2 separate regions of the Homo sapiens genome follow, and region 1 is linked to region 2. Evidence: read pairs that join two places in POLR2A ChIA-PET (ENCODE). Cell type or tissue: PC-9. All regions are shown on one strand.

What was found. Peaks named below come from ENCODE experiments on the same cell type or tissue, not always from the same donor. Only the 100,000 strongest peaks of a DNase experiment are listed, where the experiment ranks them.
Region 1: POLR2A ChIA-PET joins it to region 2 with 10 read pairs; 3 of 35 experiments call an interaction of 5 or more read pairs at or near these places.

The regions. Positions count from the first base shown.
Region 1 is chr2:75,653,908-75,658,907 of GRCh38, forward strand. MRPL19 (mitochondrial ribosomal protein L19) reads left to right here. Exons shown (of 6, transcript NM_014763.4): 5 at 829-1,010; 6 at 1,157-5,000. The coding sequence ends at 1,378. Among named protein-coding and RNA genes, the nearest start is that of MRPL19, 9.6 kb to the left of the region's middle. In PC-9, no CTCF peak of the experiment used is centred here; no DNase peak of the experiment used is centred here.
Region 2 is chr2:75,593,833-75,598,832 of GRCh38, forward strand. No RefSeq gene overlaps it. Among named protein-coding and RNA genes, the nearest start is that of EVA1A, 35 kb to the left of the region's middle. In PC-9, no CTCF peak of the experiment used is centred here; DNase peaks (open chromatin) are centred at 2,139 and 3,119; H3K27ac peaks cover 2,403 bases.

The DNA.
Region 1 (5,000 bases), 60 kb after region 2:
CAAAAAATATATCACAATTTTGCCTGTTCTTCCCTCTACATTGCTATCACCCTCATCCATGTCACCATCATCTGCTTGCATTTGTGCAGTCTCTCTGGTTTACATTTCTGGTGGCTTATTCTGTTCGTGCTGTTGTAACAAAATGCTACAGGCTGGGTAATTTAGAAAGAACAGAAATTTATTTCTCACAGTTCGGGAGGCTGGGAAATCTAAGTTCAAGGTGCTGGCAGGTTTTGTATTTGGTGAGGCCTCCTTCCCTGCATCCAAGATGGTGCCTTGTTGCTGTGTGCTCTGGAAGGGCCAAGCACTGTGCCCTCACATGGTGAAAGGTGGAAGGGCAAAAGGCAAAACTAGTTCTCTCCATCCCTTTAATCCACTAATCCTTAATCAAAGGAGCTTCTAACCAAAGTTGGAACTTAATATTTTACTTCTTTTGTACCATTAGTCTTATTACTCTTAACATGGAAGATTGATTTTTCTTCAAGTAATTGGGAGATAAAAAACGTGACATAGGGAAGAATTCAGACTTTCTCTGAAGTTACTACTATGAGAATTGAAGAGATATGTGACTCAACATATTTCTAGAAGCCATTTTTTTCTTTTTTAGACTATCATTCCAATTCAGACTTTCTAACTTTATATTTAAATGGATTTTAGCTTATTTCTATTTCTTTCAGTAATCTTTATCTTAAAAATTTCAAATTAACGGCACATTTTCTACATGCAAAACTTTGTGCTAATTCCTTTATGAAATGCTTTTACTGCAGTATGAAACATGTATAGGAACGTGGACTTAGATTGTAAGAATATGTTTTCTGTTCTATTTAGGTGTCGAGATTTGCTTTGAACTTTATAATCCTCGGGTCCAGGAGATTCAGGTGGTCAAATTAGAGAAACGGCTGGATGATAGCTTGCTATACTTACGAGATGCCCTTCCTGAATATAGCACTTTTGATGTGAATATGAAGCCAGTAGTACAAGAGCCTAACCAAAAAGTTCCTGTTAATGAGGTATGGGTTATACATTTGAAACTAGAAGTTCAAGTATAAAATAAGAAAGAAAGAATCATCTTAATGAAAACTTCAGAAGAATTTTTGCTCATGCCTATCAGCCTAATTATTGCTTTTTTTTTTTTTTTTTTTTTAATCTTCCTTAGCTGAAAGTAAAAATGAAGCCTAAGCCCTGGTCTAAACGCTGGGAACGTCCAAATTTTAATATTAAAGGAATCAGATTTGATCTTTGTTTAACTGAACAGCAAATGAAAGAAGCTCAGAAGTGGAATCAGCCATGGCTTGAATTTGATATGATGAGGGAATATGATACTTCAAAAATTGAAGCTGCAATATGGAAGGAAATTGAAGCGTCGAAAAGGTCTTGATTCTGAGAATGAATTTGGTTAGTTGCAGAAGATACATTGGCTCTAAGAGGATATATTTTGAGACCAATTTAATTTCATTTATAAGAACATAGTAATTAAGTGAACTAAGCATTCATTGTTTTATTAATACTTTTTTTCTAAAATAAAACTTGTACACCAGTTTATTACTCTAAAAAGAGAATTACACATGCCAAATGGACCAATGTCCATTTGCTTATTGGAGGCAAAGCTACAATAGAAGTCAGAGCATCACCAGAATGGTCTTTAATGAGCATGGAACCTGAGCAAAGGGAATAGGTGGGATGAATTTTTTTTTTAATTGTGAAACAATTCATAAGCACAATATGATTTACAGAATAATAAACATTCATGTACCCACTATCAGGTTAAGAAATAGAACATTTATTAATATGTAGGAATGTTAAGAAATAAAACATTTAATAAGATCTCAGAAGACTCCAGTAAATCTGCAATTGTATCTCTCTCCTTTTTAAATGTAAATATCATCTTGACTTGTTAATTATTCCCTTGCATTTCTTTTAGTTTACTGCCAACACATATATTCTTCAACAATATATTTAATTTTGAAAAACCTGAAAAAAAAAACCTGTTAGCAAGTATAAAGGGGCAGTATTACTATTATTGCATGAAGGCTTCAAGGGAAACGTTACAGTCTTTGGGTCATAGTCTGGCTTCAGCTTCCTCTGAGAGTTTACAGAGGCCAATTTTGAGCAAATTCATGGCTAAGGTTATGAGTGAGTTCTGCTAAACAGAAGGCTCACCACAAGGTATCTGGCAGGATTATACTGGGTAGCTGGATGTTGCAGAAATGTGGTTAGAGGAAGTAAACTGTTTTTTGATGCTCACAGCATGATGAATCAAACTCTGTATCTTAGGATTAGGTTAAAACAATACCTTTGGTATGATATGAGTGTTGTTGCTGATCCATGCAGCATGGATTGGAAAGCTGGGGTATAAGCACACATGCTAAAGAAAAACATGTAATTTGGTCCATACTCACCTGGATATACTGTTCCTCAGGTTAAAAAATACAGTACTATCCTAAATCTTGAAGGCAACTCTCAGCCTATCCATTGAGTTACCTTCAGATCTGCCCTCTGGTTCCTAGCTGTCTTGGGACTAACTTCTTTCCTGCGCTCAGCTGTTTTCTGGATTCCATGTTTTCCATTTTATTGAGTACTAACTTGTTTTGCTGCAGCACATCCTTTGGTAGCTTCTAGAGGAAGTTTGTGTGGAGGTAAAATTTTTGAGACCTTGCATGTCTCATGTTTGATTGATACTTTATACGTTTAGGTAGGAGGTAATTTTCCTTCAGGACTTTAAAAATATTGTTGCTCCATTTTCTTTGTTTCTATTGTTGTATTGAGAAATCCAATGCCATTTTGATTTCCCCATCATAAATTTCATGATGATGTGTCTTGGTGTGGGTCTATATTTATCCATTGTATTGGGTTTTAGGTGAACCCTTCCAGATAGTAACTCATTTCTGTCAGTTCTGGGAAACACTTAGCATTGGTTGATGATTTATTCTCTGCTGCTTTGTTCTCCCAACTATTATTTGGATGTTGGATATCCAGCACTGGGTATCTATTTTCTTACCTCCCTCCCTTGACCCCAGTCTCTGTTTTTTAGCTCTTTAGCTCAATCTTCCAACTCTTTGCTATTGTATTTTAAAATCTTAAGACCCCTTCTTGATTTGTAGAAGTTCCTTTTCTTACAACCAAAAAGCCTTTATCTATGGATTTGTTCACAGATAAGGGGTATTCAATATAGTGTATTTTTTTTTCATTTAAAATTGTTTGCGCATCTATTTCCTCCAAATTTCTTTCTGTATTTATTTTTTGTTGTCTATATTTCAGACTTTTCCAGGATATCTGATAATCTTTGGCTGTCTTCTTATGGTTGAAAGAGGGACTAAAAAGCTTGGAAAGCCTTTGGGTTGTGGGAAGGGGCTGTCTTTAGGATTATCTGAATGGGCTTTTTTGGGAGTCCCCTCCTCCACATGAATATTTTGGTTTTGTCAGATTCCCTAGAATAGAGGCTTCCAATCTCCTTCCTGGAGGGGTCTGTCCAGGAAGGAGATTGTCTAGGGGTCTGTCAGACAGCAGCTTTCAGCTACTTCCTTGATCTTTTTCACTAATGATTATATAGTCATCTAACTACTGTCAACAAGTAATAGATATCCTATCCTTCACTTGTTTAGATTATTTGCTGAGATAACCTCTCAAAAGAACCTCTCAAAATAAAAGGTTAACAAGAGCCTATATCTTATATTTTTCTTCTCTTTATCTTGTTAGAAGATAGCTATTAAAACCTGTTCTTTTTCTGTCTTGATAAACACACTTCAATCTTGGTAGAATGGTAGATGGGACAGTATATTTTAGGACCTAAAGCTCTGCAAATGTATGATCAGCTTGTAAGTACAGGTGCTCAAAAACATGTAAACAATCATGCTTTTTACTCTGTAGGAATATCTTTAAAATTCTTGTGAATTTTTCCCCAGAAGTAAAGCAAATCTTCCCCCAGAAATAAAATTAAATGTGCATAATCTAAAGCTTTTTTTTTTTATTGTGGTAGGATATATATATAAAACATAATTTGCCATTGTAAACATTTTAAATTTACAAGTCAGAGGCATTAATTACATCACAATGTTGTGAAATTATTACTACTATTTCCAAAATTTTCTCATCACCCCAAACTGAAACTCTGTAACTGTTGAGCAATAACCTCATTCCTGTATCTCTCCCAACCCCAGGTAACCTCAAATCTTTCTTTTTATCTTTGAGACAAGGTCTCATTCTATCACTCAGGTAGGAGTGCAGTGGTGTGATCATAGCTCATTGCAGCCTCAAAATCCTGGGCTCAAGCAATCCTCCTTGAGTAGCTAAGACTATAGGCACACATTAACTGCGCCTGGCTGATTTTGTTTTTTGTAGAGATGTGGTCTTGCTATGTTTCCCATGCTGGTCTTGAGTTCCTGGCCTCAAGCAGTCCTTAAGATTCATCCATGTTGTGGCATGTGTCAGAATTTCATTTGTTTTTATGACTAAATAATATTCCATTGTATGTATATACATTTTGTTCATCCATCTTCTGATGAACACTGGGATATGTCTACCTTTTGGCTATTGTGAATAATGCTGCAGTAAACATTGACATAACAAGTATGTATTTGATTGCCTGTTTCTAAGTTCTTTTGGGTATACATCTTGAGTAGAATTGCTAGATAATGTCATGTTTTATTTCTCTTGTGATTTCTTCTTCGATCCCCTGGTTGAGTGTGTTAATTTCTACATGTTTATGAATTTCCCACTGTTTTTTTGTTATTGATTTCCAAGTTCATTCCATTGTGATTAGAGAAGATACTTAGTATGATTTTAATGTTTTTGAGAATTGGTGTGTGGCCTGATAGATGGTCTGTCCTGGAGAATGTTCCTCATACACTTGAGCAAAATATTTATCATGCTATTGTTGACTGTAGTTTTCTATATGTCTCTTAGGTCAAGGTGGTTTACAATGTGTTAAGGTTCTCTTTTTTTAAAAAAATTTTTGCACAGAGTATCTTTTTCTATGTGTTCCATGTATTTGTGTCTTTGGA
Region 2 (5,000 bases):
ATAGAAACAGTTTAACCTCTCTACTAATTGAAGAAATGAAAATTGAAATGAAATATTTTTACCTTTGAGTTAAATGTTTCTTAATATAAAATGATGGCAAAAATAAGGGGAAATAGTTGTTACATAATGATTCAGACAATTTGGAGGGAGATTGGGAAATATCTGCTAAAATTAAAGTTTTAGATTCTTTGACAAAGCCATTTCATTGCTCTGTATCAATTCTAGAGAAACATTCACATCTGTACAGAGTCATGTGTATAAAAACATTTGTGGCCACATTATTGTAATAATAAAATCTTAGAAATAACCTTAGTGTCTGTGAGTAGGGTAATTATTAAATAATATGGCACATGCATATTATAGAAAATAAACAGACAGAATGAGTTTTCTCCATTTATACCAATATGGAAAACTCTCTAAGATATGTTAAGTGAATAAAGCCATTTTAGAACAGTACATACAATAAATTCCATTTGTGTGAAAAATTAAAACATAAAAATATTATAATTTCACAAGTACACATGTGCATGTAAATATGTATGTAAAAATTCGAAGGGATACACACATATAATTCACCCTGGAGAGGAAAATGAGAAGTGGCAAACGGGGATTTCAGCATTATTTGCAGTACTTGAATTATTTATAAACAGAATGTATACACATATTACTTGTACAAAAGGTAAAAACTTCTATATGTAGAAATAAAATTAAATGATTGATCTAATAGGGAGATAATTACCTATAAACTGAATAAAGAAAACTCATCACCCAGGATACCAACACAAGAAGCATTGGTGGCTATTTTTGCATAAAAGATGAAAGAAAGCAGCCATAAAAAAGTTTATGTTCTTCCCCCAAGGAAAAGAATGGCAATCAATGACAAGTCACAGCTGCATAGACGCAGCCCCATCTATGTGCTGACTCAGGAGGTAACGCAGTGCTTCCTCTCTTTGATTACCAGGGGTCTTGACTTCTGTACTAAAGTAAGAGAGAAAAATAATCTCTAAAAAACAGTTTTAATAAATATCACCTTTGCTGAGGGTAGGAAAACGACACTAATTTCACTGACAGACAGATTATCTCACACCACTGGCTTTTCAGAAAAATTGTGAAGCATGTCTGTAAGACAGCCCTTTAAAAAGACAATACTCTATGAAGTATTTTAAACACTGTTAACTAGAATTTTCTTTGTTAGTTTATGTCCCGGCATTCATAATTATGAGTTGCACATGATAAGCAAACAAAAGCCACTACCATTCAACTGATAGCATCATTTTCTCAACAGTTACTGGTTGTTCTGAGAATACTGACAGGCCCCTGACAAGTTTACTGGGTGAAAGAGTGCTAATTCCTGCATTAATAAGGAGAGACTTTTGTCATTAATAAGTCTTTGAAGTAGAAAAAAAAAAACCCAAATTGGTTAAGAGGCATGATCCTAATCCCAAAGCCACAAAAGAATGAGAAAGCTTCAGAGGGATAAGCCTACAATCTCTGCCTAGATCAATCAGGCTAGACTAGACTATGCTACCATAACAAACATCCCCCAAATCTCAGTGGCTTCAAACAATAAAAATCTCTTTATTGCTAATACTACACGTCCATCGTAAGTCAGCAAGGAGGTCCTGTACATCACAGTCACTCAGGAACTCATACTAACAGAGCAACTGCCATTCAGAAAGTTGCCACTCCCACCATGCAGATAGAAAGACAGAGAATTCTGGAGGATCTTGCACTGGTAATAAAATGTTCTGGCCCAGAAGTGACACACATCACTTCTGATCATTGGCCAGAGCTAGGTATATGGGCCCACTTAATCAAAGGATGCAAGAAAGTGCAATTCTGCCATGTGCCCAGAAGAGAGAAGAGCTATAAATAGTTGGCAAACAACATTAATAACTCACATTAGCCTGGCCCAGGGGCATCAGAGACATCTATATTGAGGATCCCAGGCCAACACCAAGTTGAAGCACAGGTCTGGAGAGAACCTGGAGGCCTCAGGTTGGCTTAACCAAGAAGTAGAAAAAACTCATCCTGCCCAAGAATCTTAACATAAGTGGAAAAATCCAGTAATGTCTAGTTTAGAATAATCTGTGCATGTAGGTGATGCTGGGATGTTTCTCCAAATTCCTCACAAATGATTCATGATCAGTAATTTTCAAAGCTAGCTGGTCATCAGAATCACTGGGGATGCTTTAGAAACTAGGAATGTCCAAGATCAACAAACCAGCAGGAAAAAAAAAAAAAAAGAAAGAAAAAAAGAGATGTCTGAGTCTTATTCCTAAGAATTTTAATTCAATATACAGTTGGAATAGGTCCCAAGAATCTACATACTTAATCCTCTGTAGTAAAATAAAAAGGCTTATTTGGTCCTTGTCCCCCATTTCTGGCACTGAGCTTCTAATACCCTTGGAATTTTCTGACTGTTAGAAGTGTTAGGGATGTCTCGTTATTCATAACAAGCTCTTTTCAAACATATCTGAGTCTATACTAATGAGGTGACTCAGGGTGGGCCTGAGATAGCTTCTCATGGGTTCCAGGGGGATCAGCCATGTGAGTGGAGGGTTGAAACTTTGAGCTACACAGTTCCACTCTTGAACCTCTCGGGAGGGGAGTGGAGCTGGAAATTGAGTCAAATTACAAATGGCCAATAATTTAATCAATTATGCCCTTGTAACAGAATCTCCATTAAAAAAAAAAACACCCTAAAAGATGGGGCTCAGAGAGCTTCCAAACTGGCAAACACATCCCCAAAGGCTCTTGCACTTGGGACCCTCCCAAACCTTGTGCTATGTACCTTTTCACCTAGCTGTTCATTTGTATCCTTTATAATCAACTTCAATAGTAAATATAGCATTTTTCTGAGTTCTGTGAATTGTTCTAACAAATTATCAAAACTTGGGCCAGGAGAAGCTATGAGAACCCCCAAGTTTGTGGCCAATTTGGTAACTTTGGGGGCTTGATACTTGTGACTGGCTCCTGAAGTGAGAGCAGTCTTGTGGGTCTGAGACCTTAACCCTGTGTTGCCTGACACTCACTCCAGGCAGTTAGTGTCAAAATTGAATTAATAGATGAGTCAGAGAATTCGTTGAGTAGAGGACACCTCTTACTTCACACCCCAGGGATTCTCATGATCATTAGGTTTGGTGACTTCTGCTGAAGACATTGAGTCATCCAGCCGTCCTTATGCAGGGTGATTTACCAGCATGTCCAACCTCACAGAGCGCTGAGACTACTGAGTGACCAGGAGACTCACAGGGAACCACTGAGCTCCAGCAAAATAGAGTGAAAGAAACACTGGCTGAGAGTCAGAAAGCCCACAACTCGGTCCTTGTTCTGGTTACCTAGTGTTGTGTAGAAAACCATCCCGGCCGGGCGCGGTGGCTCACGCCTGTAATTCCAGCACTTTAGGAGGCCGAGGCGGGCGGATCACAAGGTCAGGAGATCGAGACCATGCTGGGTAACACGGTGAAACCCCGTCTCTACTAAAAATACAAAAAATTAGCCGGGCGTGGTGGTGGGCGCCTGTAGTCCCAGCTACTCAGGAGGCTGAGGCAGGAGAATGGCGTGAATCCGGGAGGCGGAGGTTGCAGTGAGCCGAGGTTGCGCCACTGCACTCCAGCCTGGGCGACAGTGAGACTCCGTCTCAAAAAACCAAACCAAACCAAACAAAAAAACCATCCCAAAACTCAGTGGCTTCACATAGCAACAAACATCTAGTTTGCTCATTAATCTGCATTTTGGGGAGAACTCTGAGCAGACGGCTGTTCTTGTTCCATGTATTTCCAACAAGGAAGTCTTGAATGGAGCTGGAGGATCCACTTCCTAGTTAGCTCCAAAATGCTGACTGTCGGCAGAGGCTGCTGACCAGGGACCCTAACTCCTTCCCACATGTGTCTCTGGGGCTGCTGAAGCTTCCTCGCAGTATGGCATTTGGGTTCCGAGAGTCCAGATTCCCAGAGCAGGAAGTGGAAGCCGCTGGTCCCGTAAGGCCTGAGGCCATAAACTGGCACAGTGTCACTTAGGCAGGCCAAGCAATTACAGAACCTGTCCAGAATCGGGGTGGGGTGGGGCGAAGTGGTGCGGGAGGGATGTAGTTCCCACCACTAAATGGGAGAAATGTCAAGGCATTTTCGGTCACCTTGTTTGTTTTCCAGTCACCTTTCCCAGCCTCCTCGCCCCTCCCCCCAGTTATTATATTTTACTTTTCCCCTTCCCACCCCTGCCCTTTGCATCCAACAGGGGGCGGCAGCGGCGGTGAGGAAGACACGAGTCCCAGGGAGTCCTAGGAGCGCGCAGTGGGTGGGGCTGGACAGCGAGTTCCACTTCCATGCCGCCTGCGTGGGCCTCGCGCCTACAGATGGCCAACCTGCTGTACCACAGCCAGCACCACATCAAGATTTGGTTCCAGAACCGGCGCATGAAGTACAAGTAGGATTATGGGCCAAGGAGATGGCCTCGTTGTGGGGGGCCCCTCTCCCTGGCAGAGCAAGCCGTCCACGCCGACTTCAGAAACGCCCTGCAGTCCATGACCCCCGCCCTCCTTCCGCAAAGCCCACCAGAATGCCTACTCGCTGCCCTCCAACTACCAGCCACCTCTCCAAGGCTGCGGTGCCCCGCAGAAGCAGCCACCCCCAACCCTGGCGCCCAATTATAAGCCCCAGGTCCTCCAAGCCAACTGAGACGCCTACAGGACGCCCACCATGTAGGGCAGCCCTGTGTACCTGGGCCAATTCGCTGTCATTTTTAATCCACCATAATCCTTGCTCTGACCTGTGGGCCTCAGGCTTCTCACCTGTGAAATTAGAGTCAAATTGGATTATCTTTGAGGTCCCCACCAATCTTCAAAGGCTGTGAATCACTGGTTCTGATGTATAATTTGCTGACTGACAAGTACAGTCTGTGAGTCCACATCCTTTGTAGGCTTGTACATGGTGACAGCTGATCTCAGCCAGCCAGACACACAGAGCTCCCGGGCAGCAACGACGCTACACACCCAGGCT